Linked DNA regions of Homo sapiens: region 1 is linked to region 2. The links are chromatin loops, found by intact Hi-C in ENCODE. Cell type or tissue: endothelial cell of umbilical vein. All regions are shown on one strand. Links, peaks and the distances in the headings refer to the core of each region. The heading gives the core; the rest is flanking DNA. Region 1 overlaps ACO1 (aconitase 1). Region 2 overlaps RIGI (RNA sensor RIG-I).

Evidence for each region. A loop is a pair of places that touch in the nucleus more often than their neighbours do. Peaks named below come from ENCODE experiments on the same cell type or tissue, not always from the same donor. Only the 100,000 strongest peaks of a DNase experiment are listed, where the experiment ranks them.
Region 1: it touches region 2 in a loop (3-fold over the local background); 4 of 110 quality-filtered maps call a loop at or near these places.

What each region holds. Positions count from the first base shown.
Region 1 is chr9:32,429,298-32,434,685 of GRCh38, reverse strand. It overlaps ACO1 (aconitase 1), which reads right to left. Exons shown (of 21, transcript NM_002197.3): 13 at 5,183-5,267; 14 at 4,112-4,268; 15 at 2,843-2,967; 16 at 854-958; 17 at 1-127. Among named protein-coding and RNA genes, the nearest start is that of ACO1, 47 kb to the right of the region's middle. In endothelial cell of umbilical vein, for the core only: a CTCF peak has its summit at 2,502 (motif pointing right); DNase peaks (open chromatin) are centred at 2,535, 3,535 and 3,645; H3K27ac peaks cover 2,658 bases.
Region 2 is chr9:32,500,508-32,505,895 of GRCh38, reverse strand. It overlaps RIGI (RNA sensor RIG-I), which reads left to right. Exons shown (of 18, transcript NM_014314.4): 2 at 4,957-5,091. Among named protein-coding and RNA genes, the nearest start is that of RIGI, 23 kb to the left of the region's middle. In endothelial cell of umbilical vein, for the core only: no CTCF peak of the experiment used is centred there; DNase peaks (open chromatin) are centred at 3,165 and 4,975; H3K27ac peaks cover 3,271 bases.

The DNA of each region.
Region 1 (5,388 bases), core at 329-5,328, 71 kb after region 2:
AGCGAGCAGCAGGACTGTTTCTTGCAATATTTCCAGCTGGGGAGATGTGGTCAGTTGTTACCGAATCTCCCAAATTTAGCAGCACATAGGCATCCACTATAGATTTAGGGGGCTGAAGATCCAAAGTCTAGCAAAGAATACAAAAAGTCAGCATTGGCCCAGGTTTTCCCAAACAAGTTACCAGATCAGTCTCTACGATGGTGGCCCATGGACCTGAATCAGAGGACAGTTCCACACCAATGCACAGAAAATTCTAGTGTTCTAGTTTTTATCAAAGAGGCCAAGAAAAGTAAGGTGAATTTACTCAAAACATTCATATCTTACTCTTGAAGAAAAGGTAAAATACTGGCAATATCCCCTCAAAAGCAACAGTAACGCAGCTGCAAATGACATTCTCTCTCTTCACATCCCTAGAACTCCTCAGATGCTAAGGACAACTGGAATCCTCACTTCTACTGCATCCCTTCCCACAGTGACCCACCCAGGAGAGCACCAACTTCTAGATCATCAGTTTCAGGGACAATGTCCCTGGTTTTTATGGGTATAAGGTTCACTATGGTGGGCTCTGGGGATGGTCTCCTGGGACAGTCCCTCAGACTCTACTAGGTTTAAGTCCAGGTGATTACTAGGGTGGCTGTGTACATCCACGCAGAACCCCTGCATAGAGAAACTATAGACCCACGGCAGCCAAATATCCCAGCCTCCCAAAACTTTCCCCAGCAGTATCTGCTTGGGTTTGCAAAGGGTTTAATAAAATGGGTAGTCAAAGCAAGAGCATGGGGTAATAAAGTAGATATTATTAGGAAAGAAACCCTTCAAAGAATTCATTTTGTTAAAAAATAAAAAGCCATACCAGGTTTTCAAAGAATGGTGGTGATTTGATATACGTAGATTTGGAATTCCAGAAAAACAGCTTATCTGATGGGGTTGCTAAGGCATTCCAGCTTTCATTCACAGTCTTAAAAAAGAAAAGAAAGGCAGATCTAATCACATCCCATTCCAGAGAAAATTTAATATGCAAACACAAAACATACATTCAAGCTAAAAGGTACACTAAGAACCATTTTTATTCTCAATAGCCACATACAAGAGTTCCTTTATACTAATAGTGGGTCATGCTAAGTAACTTAAAAATCCAGAGACACTGTGGGCTGGGCATGGTAGCTCACATCTATTAATCCCATTACTTAGGGAGGCTGAGGTGGGAGGATGGCTTGAGCCCAGCAGCTCAAGACCAGCCTGGGCAAGATGGCAAAACCATGTCTCTACAAAAATAAAAAAAAAATTGTCTGGGTGTGGTGGCATGTGCCTGTAGTCCGAGCTACTCGAGAGGCTGAGATGGGAGGATTGCTTGAGCTCAGGAATTTGAGGTGGCAGTGAGCTATGATGACACTACTGCACTCCAGCCTGGGTGACAAAGCAAGACCTGGTCTCTGAAAAACAAACAACAACATACATATGCACCGTGATAGGCAGCTTCTAGGATGGCAGGAGGGATCCTGCCTCCTGGGATTCACATCCTTAGTTGACCCCCTCCTGTTGAGTGTGGGCTGAAGCTAGTGACTATCTCCTAGATTAGATTATTGAGACCTGCCTTCTGACTCTCTTGCTCTCTTGCTCTGATGGAAGCCAGCTACCATGTGTGAGTCATGAAGAGACCCTCATAGCAAGGTGCTGAGGGAGGCTTCTAGCGAACAGCCAGTGAGAAACGGAGGACCTCAGTGCAACAGCCCTTGAGGAACTTGATCCTGCCAATAGCCACATGAGTGAGCCTAAGTGGACCCTCCTCCAGAGACTGCAGCCCCAGATGACATCTTACTGGAACCCTGTGAAAGTACACAGTGAAGCTGTGCCTGGATTCTTGACCCACAGAAAATGGGAGACAATATATGTTTGTTGTTTCAACTCACTATATCTATTGCTATATCACAGCAATAGATAACTAATGCATATGCTTATCAATAACTTATGAAATAATAATCCAGATTGTACCAAAGGGGAAATTACTCTCTGAGTGTTTTGGGAAGTGGCCTTCCAGGTCACACAAACACTGGGTAGCAAATGACAGCTGCTATGCATTAAAATTGGTTTGAATTCTGTCCACAGGTCCATTAACTCGGCCTTTGGAGGAAGGCATTTAACATAATGCCTGCCAAGCTCCCTAACACCATCTCCCAAGGAGCACCTTGTGAAGAGTGCAGCGTGTGAACATCACACCTACATCACCCCTTCCCCTAGACAGTTCTACCCTCATTTAAACCATCAGCCGCAGTCAGAAGCCCTTGGGTCAGCTGAATGCAGAAGGCGGGGAAAGGAATAATATCCAAGAGTCTCAGAATATAATGCTGAGCCCCACACATTTCCTCCTATTTGTAAAATGCACGGAAAGTTTTATTTCAGTAGTTTGGCACTTCCTACTGAGTGGCCTTAATTTCTTTATTTTTAAGTGTGCAAAAATGCATTCTGAGAGGTGCATTCGACCAATGGACTCCACTTAGTGACACAATATAGTGACCACCAGGGGTCCTCGCCACAGCTGACACACACCCCTGGGTGTCCGAGAAAGGCGTGGGGTTTTGGAGAGCTGAACCTGAGGAGGCCTTTCTTCTCTAGGCTGTCACCAACTTGTCCAAATCTGGGAACATCTGGGGGAGGTGGGGTTTGTAAAAATGCGAGTCACAGGAGAAAAATGACGGAGAACCACCTCCCCAGTCATCTGAAGAAATAAATGTTACTTTATATAGTTTATACTTCCGTTAGCCTTGAGGTCTGCAGACAGGACACAAAGGGAGCAGCTTTCCCTTAGATCCTCTGGGGCGGGGAGGGCAGTGTGGGACCTCACCTCTATTTTCTGATAGACTTCCTTAAACATCCCCGGGATGACATACTGACGCTCCACTGCCTGGATCTCGTCTCTAGTCGGCCAGATATCTTTCAGAAATACCTGCTGTCCCTTTGCATTTACTCCTGGGGAAAAAATGTTTATTAATGAGAAAACTTTCTAATATGCAATTTTCATGATTATACAGAGTCAAGCCTCGTTCTCCTCGGTAGTTATGTTCTATAAAGCCCGTGTGAACACTGAATGACTGGATACGGAATCACTGCCACTGGAGGAAATACAGGGTTAGGTTCCTGCAAGCCTCTGGTCACCCATCAATACATAACCTTGCTTCATGTGAGGTTTATTATTCACCTTATTTAATAGCAATTGTTGACTCACTGACATTGAACTTCCAGCGAAGCCTATCTAAACACAGTACGCATCACAGTCGGCTTGTGCTCAAGAACACCAGAAGCACTTCAGGACTATGCTCAAGGACCATTTTGAACAGCAAAATCACCACAAAAAGCACAAAAATGCAAAAAGCATGGCACTACGTAGACCAAGAAAAGGATCCTTATATATCGCAGGAGAGCTGAAACAAGAAGTCAGAGTGACGCCTTATCAGATCTCAGCATAGAACGTGTGTGTTGAATGATATAAAGTTTTCACCCCTTTGTGCTGATCTGTGAATGACCGTGAACATACTACAAATACTGATTTGGGGGTTAAAATACATTTTAGTGACTACGCAAATCTGCAAACATAGAACTCACAAATAACGAGGATCAACTGTACGTCTAAAGTTATGATTTCCTAAAAGTAAATTTCAGAGGCATTGTTTTCATATTATCTATTCGGCTTAGAATAGATTGAGGCAGGCAGAGCAAGCAAGCTGATCTGGGGAAAGGAAATGATGTATCATTTCTTTGGAATTCTGAGAAGTTGAAATATCTGCAGTATGTTTCTACAGAGTATATATTGAAACAATGCCTATCATTAAAGTGAGAGCTAGAAAGGGAGGAACTACAGAAGAAACCAGAATAGCAAGATGTCTATTCCTTTTGGCACCTGTTTTCCTTTCGTTATCCTTTACCCTCAGTAGATTCTTGTTTTAACTACTGCAGTTAAGTCTTAGCTGTATATTGGGGAATAAAGAAATTATTCTCTTCTTTGTCTTATCCCTGGAGGCTCTATGCTTCATTTCTTATTAAGGAAAGCAGTTTCTTCTAGTAATATTTCTGAATTCACTGGAAAAAAATTATGGCTGCACAAACAAAATCTTACCCAATGGCTCTTTCTCAAAGTCGATTCTGATGGTTCCAGCAATTGCATATGCTATTACTAAGGGGGGAGAGGCTAAATAGTTGGCCCGGGTGTTGGGGTGAACTCGACCTTCAAAATTCCTGTTTCCAGATAGTACTCCAACAGCTACAAGGTCTCCCTGAGTAAGGCAAGAGAAAAATCAGGTCACTAAAAGATACTGACTAGGCTTCTTGTCTCAGACCATTGGCAAGAGTTTCCACATCGCAAGGATACAGTCCTTTAAGCTGCCCTTTCACTTGGTTCTCTCCCACTAGAGGGGAGAAGGGTACACTGGGGTGTCCCCATGGGAGATACTCTGGGTCAAAGGAAGCAGAGACATGTTTAGTGATTTCTGCTCACGAGAAAATATCAGGTAGTTAGAAGGCAACATACTAGTTATTGCTGCCTGGGGCCCAAGAACAGGTGGGAAAGACCTAACAGTTGATCGTTAAAGGAAGTCACAATGCACAATTATAGAATACGTAGATTCTATAATTAATGCAAAGCAAACCAAATAATATCTTTCAAGGTTCAGCATTTTGGGGATAAAAATCAAGCCAAAGCAATTTAGTTTAGATTCGTTTGTGTGGAGACTTGTCTCACTTTGAACCAATTTTCAAATTATTTGGGTTGGTGCAAAAGTAATTGTGGTCTTCATCACTGAAATGGCAAAAATCACAGTTACTTTTGCACTAACCCAATACCTATAACAAACAACTGTAGAGCCCTTTGTAGTGAAAACCAGCCAGTACTGAGCACTTGAGTGCCAGACACTGCACTAAGTGACTTATGTTTATCATCATCTTAATTCTCACAACTCTATAAAATAGATACTATTATCATCTCCAATATACAGTTGTGAAAACCCAGGCACAGATAGGTTAATTAACTTGCCCAAGGTTACCCAGCTAGTAATTTTAACTAAACTCAAAAGATCATACTCTAAACCACATCCCCTGCTTCCATGGACCTTCTTGAAAATATCAGCATTTTTGTCACATTACATGAAAAGAAACAACTGCTCTGAAGACCTGCAGGGACCTCTGCAATTACCTGTGTGATGGCTTCTACCACAGGTTCAGGTAAAGGCCCACTGTTGCCAATGCAGGTCATGCAGCCATAGCCCACCACGTCAAACCTAGACACCAAGAGAGAAGCACACACACACAAAAAAAGAATAACTTTCAGTGAGCCCTTCTGCTGGCCACAGTTTCCAGAGACCACTGTTCAAAAAGGAATTGCAGTGCATGAACTAAGTT
Region 2 (5,388 bases), core at 326-5,325:
TACTTCTGAGAACTTATTCCAGGGAAAAGTTGGTAAAGCAGGTAAAGACATAGATGGGTGTGTACTAAACGCATTTTAGTTTCGTGTTAAAGGAATACATTAAATTATACTACATTTATGTGACATAAAACTATGCAGCCACTAAAAGTTGATGTAGGTACATATTTATTAATAGGAAACAACACCTGTAATCCACTGAGTGGAAAAGAGCAGATTTGTTAAATCTTACTTATTTAAAACTATATATTTATACACATAATTAGATATGTAGAAGGATGGTTTCTAGAGGATATTACGTGTGATTGAAGATAGTCATACATTTAACAAAAAAAATGCTGAAATGATATGAAGAAAACTATGAAGTCCCTGAAGAGAAATCTGTCTCTGATTTGAGTGAGGAAGAGACAGCCTATGTTTGTGCCTGGGGACTATAGGTTTGTAAACATGTCAATTCTCCCTATGCTAATTTATAGAGTACAATCACAATAAAAATACCGGAAAGTAAGTTAAAAGAAAAAGCACCCTGAAGAACTTCTTAATTTTTAATGTGAAAGATACCCTTGAGGTCTTCTTTTGATTCCCTCTGCAGAGGCAACCATTGTTATGAAGTTGATTTACATTTTTCTTATTTATGCCTTTTTACTTTATAATGTGCATCTCTGTCCACATACCTTTTGGGTTCAACTCCTTTTTCTATTTTCTATTAGATTGATAAAGTTTTTCTCTATTCCCTATTTTTTTCTAGGCTGCTTTGGAGGCTCTGGATTCATTGGTTAACTTTAATTGTGACATATATATTGTATCTATTATATATTTAATATATAAAATATATAATGTATAAAATTATATATTATATATCTATTGTATATAATAGATATATATTTAAACATATATATTATATATAAAATATATATGATATATAATATAGAATAAATATATAATATATATGTTTAAATATATATTATATCTATATATAATAGATATAATATATACTTTTATATATTATATATTTTATGTATTAAATATATTTTATATATTTTATGTATTAAATATATTTTATATATTTTATGTATTAAATATATTTTATATATTTTATGTATTAAATATATTTTATATATTTTATGTATTAAATATATTTTATATATTTTATGTATTAAATATATTTTATATATTTTATATATATTAAATGTATAATATATATATATATGTTTTTGAGACAGCCTTGCTCTGTTGCCTGGGCTGGAGTGCAGTGGTGGGATCTCAGCTCTCAGCTCACTGCAGCCTCCATCTCTGGGGTTCAAGCGATTCTCCTGCCTCAGCCTCCCGAGTAGCTGGGATTATAGGCACTGGCCACCATGCCCGGCTAATTTTTGTATTTTTAGTAGAGACAGGGTTTCACCATGTTGGCCAGGCTAGTCTCGAACTCCTGGACTCAAGTGATCCACCCACCTTGGCCTCCCAAAGTGCTGGGATTACAGGCGTGAGCCACTGTGCCGGGCTGTGACAACTATACTTTATCAGTGAGGATTCAGTCAGGGACCAGAGACACTAATGAGTGTTATGGCTGGATATAAAACTTTTGACTCATATTTTTTTGCCATCCGTGGAAAGCAAAGGGAGCTTATCCACATTCCCCCCGTGCCCACATCCAGCATCTCGTTTACTCTAACCCTCTCTGCAATCAGATATTGTGATTATTGACGCTAGTAACGTCTTGGAAAAGGAGCACTGAAGCCATGTTTCTCCTGGAGAACTTGCATGGTACCCTGGAAGCTGCAGCACTTTTCTCACTCACAGGTTGTCCAGGATGTTTCAAGGCAGACCTGGGTGTGTGTGTGTGTGTGTGTGTGTGTGTGTTTGGAGTCTTGCTCTATTACCCAGGCTGGAGTGGAGTGGCATGATCTCGGCTCATGGCAACTTCTGTCTCCCTGGTTCAAGTGATTCTCCTGCCTCAGCCTCCCGAGTAGCTGGGATTATAGGCACCAGCCACCGCGCCTGGCTAATTTGTGTATTTTTAGTAGAGACGGGGTTTCACCATGTTGGCCAGGCTGGTCTTGAACTCCTGACCTCAAGTGATCCACCCACCTTGGCCTCCCAAAGTGGTGGGATTAGAGGTGTGAGCCACTGTGCCCAGCTGCAGATTTTTTATAGTATTTTGGAGTCAAAGGCCAACCATGATTCTGGAGGGGCACCAGGTGGGCAGTATTCTGAGTATCCATTCCTTTGGTAGCACTTTCTGGACACATGCGTGAGCCAGGTACTGTGCTGATGATCACAAGACAAATGTTCCAAGTCACAGTTTCAGGTGGAAGACAGGCCCACATTTACTATATACTATGCAGTGTAAGTACTTTAGTCAGTAGTCAATAAAGAGCTTTAGTCAGTAAGGAGACTGAGAAAGCAGAGAAGGGATCAAGAAATTCTACCTTGAGAAGCTGAGGTTTGACATCACAATGGGCCCCAGGACAGCAAAGGCAGTGGGAAATACTGTCAAAGATGAAGTTTTGTCTGCATTGTTGGTGCTTTTGAGGAAATTGTCACTACTCTGTAGCAGCAGATATTGGGGCCAGGTAGTAGAAGGATGGGCCTGACCACATGCAAAGTAAATGTGAACTGCCCAGCATACTGCAAGGCAGTTTATCTGGGAAGGCGGTAGCTGTGGCTGGGATAAATTTGCATCTCCACGTGGAATATCTGTAATGGCTGTTAGCATGTTGAAAGGAAGCTCAAGCAGCAGGGAGGCCTGGGAACAAAAGTACAGCTGTAAGGAATGGGCTTAGGAACAGAATGAACTGACTCAATGGAATACGGTAGGATTGTGGGTCCAGGGAAGCTGGGATAGGTGACAAGATAGGTTGCTGTTATGAGTTGAATTGTGTCCCCCTACCCAAAATATATGTTAAAGTCCTAAACCCCAGTACTTCAGAATGTGATTTATTGGGAGACTGTTTCTTTACAGAGGTAATTAGTTACGATGAGGTCATACTAGAGTAGGGCAGGCCCCTAGTTCAATATGACTGGTGTCCCTCTAAGAAAACAGCCATGTGAAGACATAGAGACAACGAGAATGCTGTGTGAAAACATAGGCAGAGATTGGAGTGATGTGGCCACAAGCCAGAGAAACAGAAGGCAAAGTTGGAGGGAGTGTTGTCACAAGCCAAGGAATGCCAGCAGCTACCAGAAACCGGAAGGGCAAGGAATGCATTCTCCCCAGAGCCTTCAGAGGAAGCATGACTCTGCTAACACCATGATTCACAATTCTGGCCTCCAAGAACAGAGAGAATAAGCCTCTATTGTTTAAACCACCTGGTTTGTCCTAATTCGTTATTGCAGCCACAGGAAACTAATACAGAAGGCTAAAATGAAAACGATGGTAAGAAGTACTGTCAAGGATGTGTGGAAATTGGAATCCTCTTAGATTACTGGTGGGAATGTAAGATGGTGCAGCTCCTTGGGAAAATGGTTTGACAATTCCCTATAATGTTAAAAATGGAGTTACCATAAGAACTAGAAATCTCACACCTATGTGTGTACTCAAGAGAAATGAATATATACATCGTCACATAAAATTGCTCATGAATGTTCATAGCATGTCTATTTGTAATAACCAAAATGTGGACACAAATCAAATGCCCACTGATGAGTGGATAAACAAAATGTGGTGTATCCATACAGTGGGATATTATTTGGCAATAAAAAGGAATGAATAATAACGTGCTACAACATGGTTAAACCTTAAAAACATTATGCAAAGTAAGAGGCCAGACATAGACTATGTATTGTATGATTCCATTAATATGAAATGTGTAAAATAGGCAAATCCATGGAGACTCAATTTGATTAGTGTTTGCCTGGGGCTAAGGAGAGGGAGAGTAGGGAATGACTGCTAATGGATATAGGTTTTCTTTTTATAGTGATGAAAATGTACTAAAATAGTAGTCATGGATTCACAGTTCCAAAAACCATTGAATTTTATTTTTTGAAAGGGTTGATTTTATTGTTGTCAAGACAGAGACCTTGGCAGAGATCCTTTTAAGTAGAGCAAGATTATAAGGCATTCCTTCTTCTCTTCCTTCATTCATTAAACATACCTTTGTTTATTGTCTATTACGTGCTAGGTCTTCTTCTAATCTATGAGAATATAGTGGTTCACCAGCCTGACAACTTGCTTACTCCCTTGGAATTTGCATTCCATCAACAATGGGAAAGAAAACCCAGAAAATTATCAAGTATCAGGTCATACCATGGTAGCATTTTTATTACTACTCCCTGGGCATGAAATTAGTGTACAAAGTTAGAATGACCACCAGCAGGTTGGTAGATAATTTTCTCCCAAAAGGACCATGGAAGTATCCCTTACTTCCTTCCTTCTCCTTTCTTTGTCCTATTTCAAGACAAGTTTTCACTCTGTTGTCCAGGCTGGAGTGCAGTGATGCCACCATAGCTTACGGGAACCTTGAACTCCTTGGTTCAAGTGATCCTCCCACCTCAGCCTCCAAAGTAGCTGAGACTACAGGTGTGAGCCACCACACCCAACTAATTAAAAAAATTTTTTTTTTTTTTTTTTTTTGTAGAGGCTGGGTGCAGTGGCTCACACCTGTAATCCCAGTACTTTGAGAGGCTGAGGGAGGAGGATAGTTTGAGGCCACCATGACTTCTCCCTTTTTGCAGGGAGATTTTTTTACACATCTTCAAGAAACTCCTTTTCTAGAATGTGTGCTCAGACCTCCACACCAAACTGTAGGTTTCCAGAGAGGATGGGAAGAGTGGCTTGGTGAAGAATGGGCACAGTCGGCCTGGGCAGAGGTTTTGCTGCTTCTCCAAAGATTCTTCCAATGCTGTGACTTGGTACAATTCCTGTCCCTATTTGGGAAGGTCTGGTGATCCTTTTCTGGTTTTTCTTCTAATGATTAATAGTTCTGCAGTTTGATGAGTCATTTTTGCTTCTGTTTGTAGAAGAGGTGCAGTATATTCAGGCTGAGAAAAACAACAAGGGCCCAATGGAGGCTGCCACACTTTTTCTCAAGTTCCTGTTGGAGCTCCAGGAGGAAGGCTGGTTCCGTGGCTTTTTGGATGCCCTAGACCATGCAGGTTAGTTCATTCTTTTTAATCACAAATCAGAGGATATTACTTTGCTGCTTGACAATACTGTAAAAGTGAAAAGCTATTAAATTTGAAGTATCCACTTATAGTTCATGCCTCTTAGTCTGAGACAATGTAAAGACTGTTTTTAGGCAGATGATATAATTGTCTACCTGAAACATCCAACAAAAGAATCTGCAGAGAGATTATTGTCACTAATGGAAGAGTTTAGCAAGATTATTTGGATATAAGACCAGTATACAAAAATTAGTTGCATTTCTGCCCAATGGAAGCAAACAAAAAATG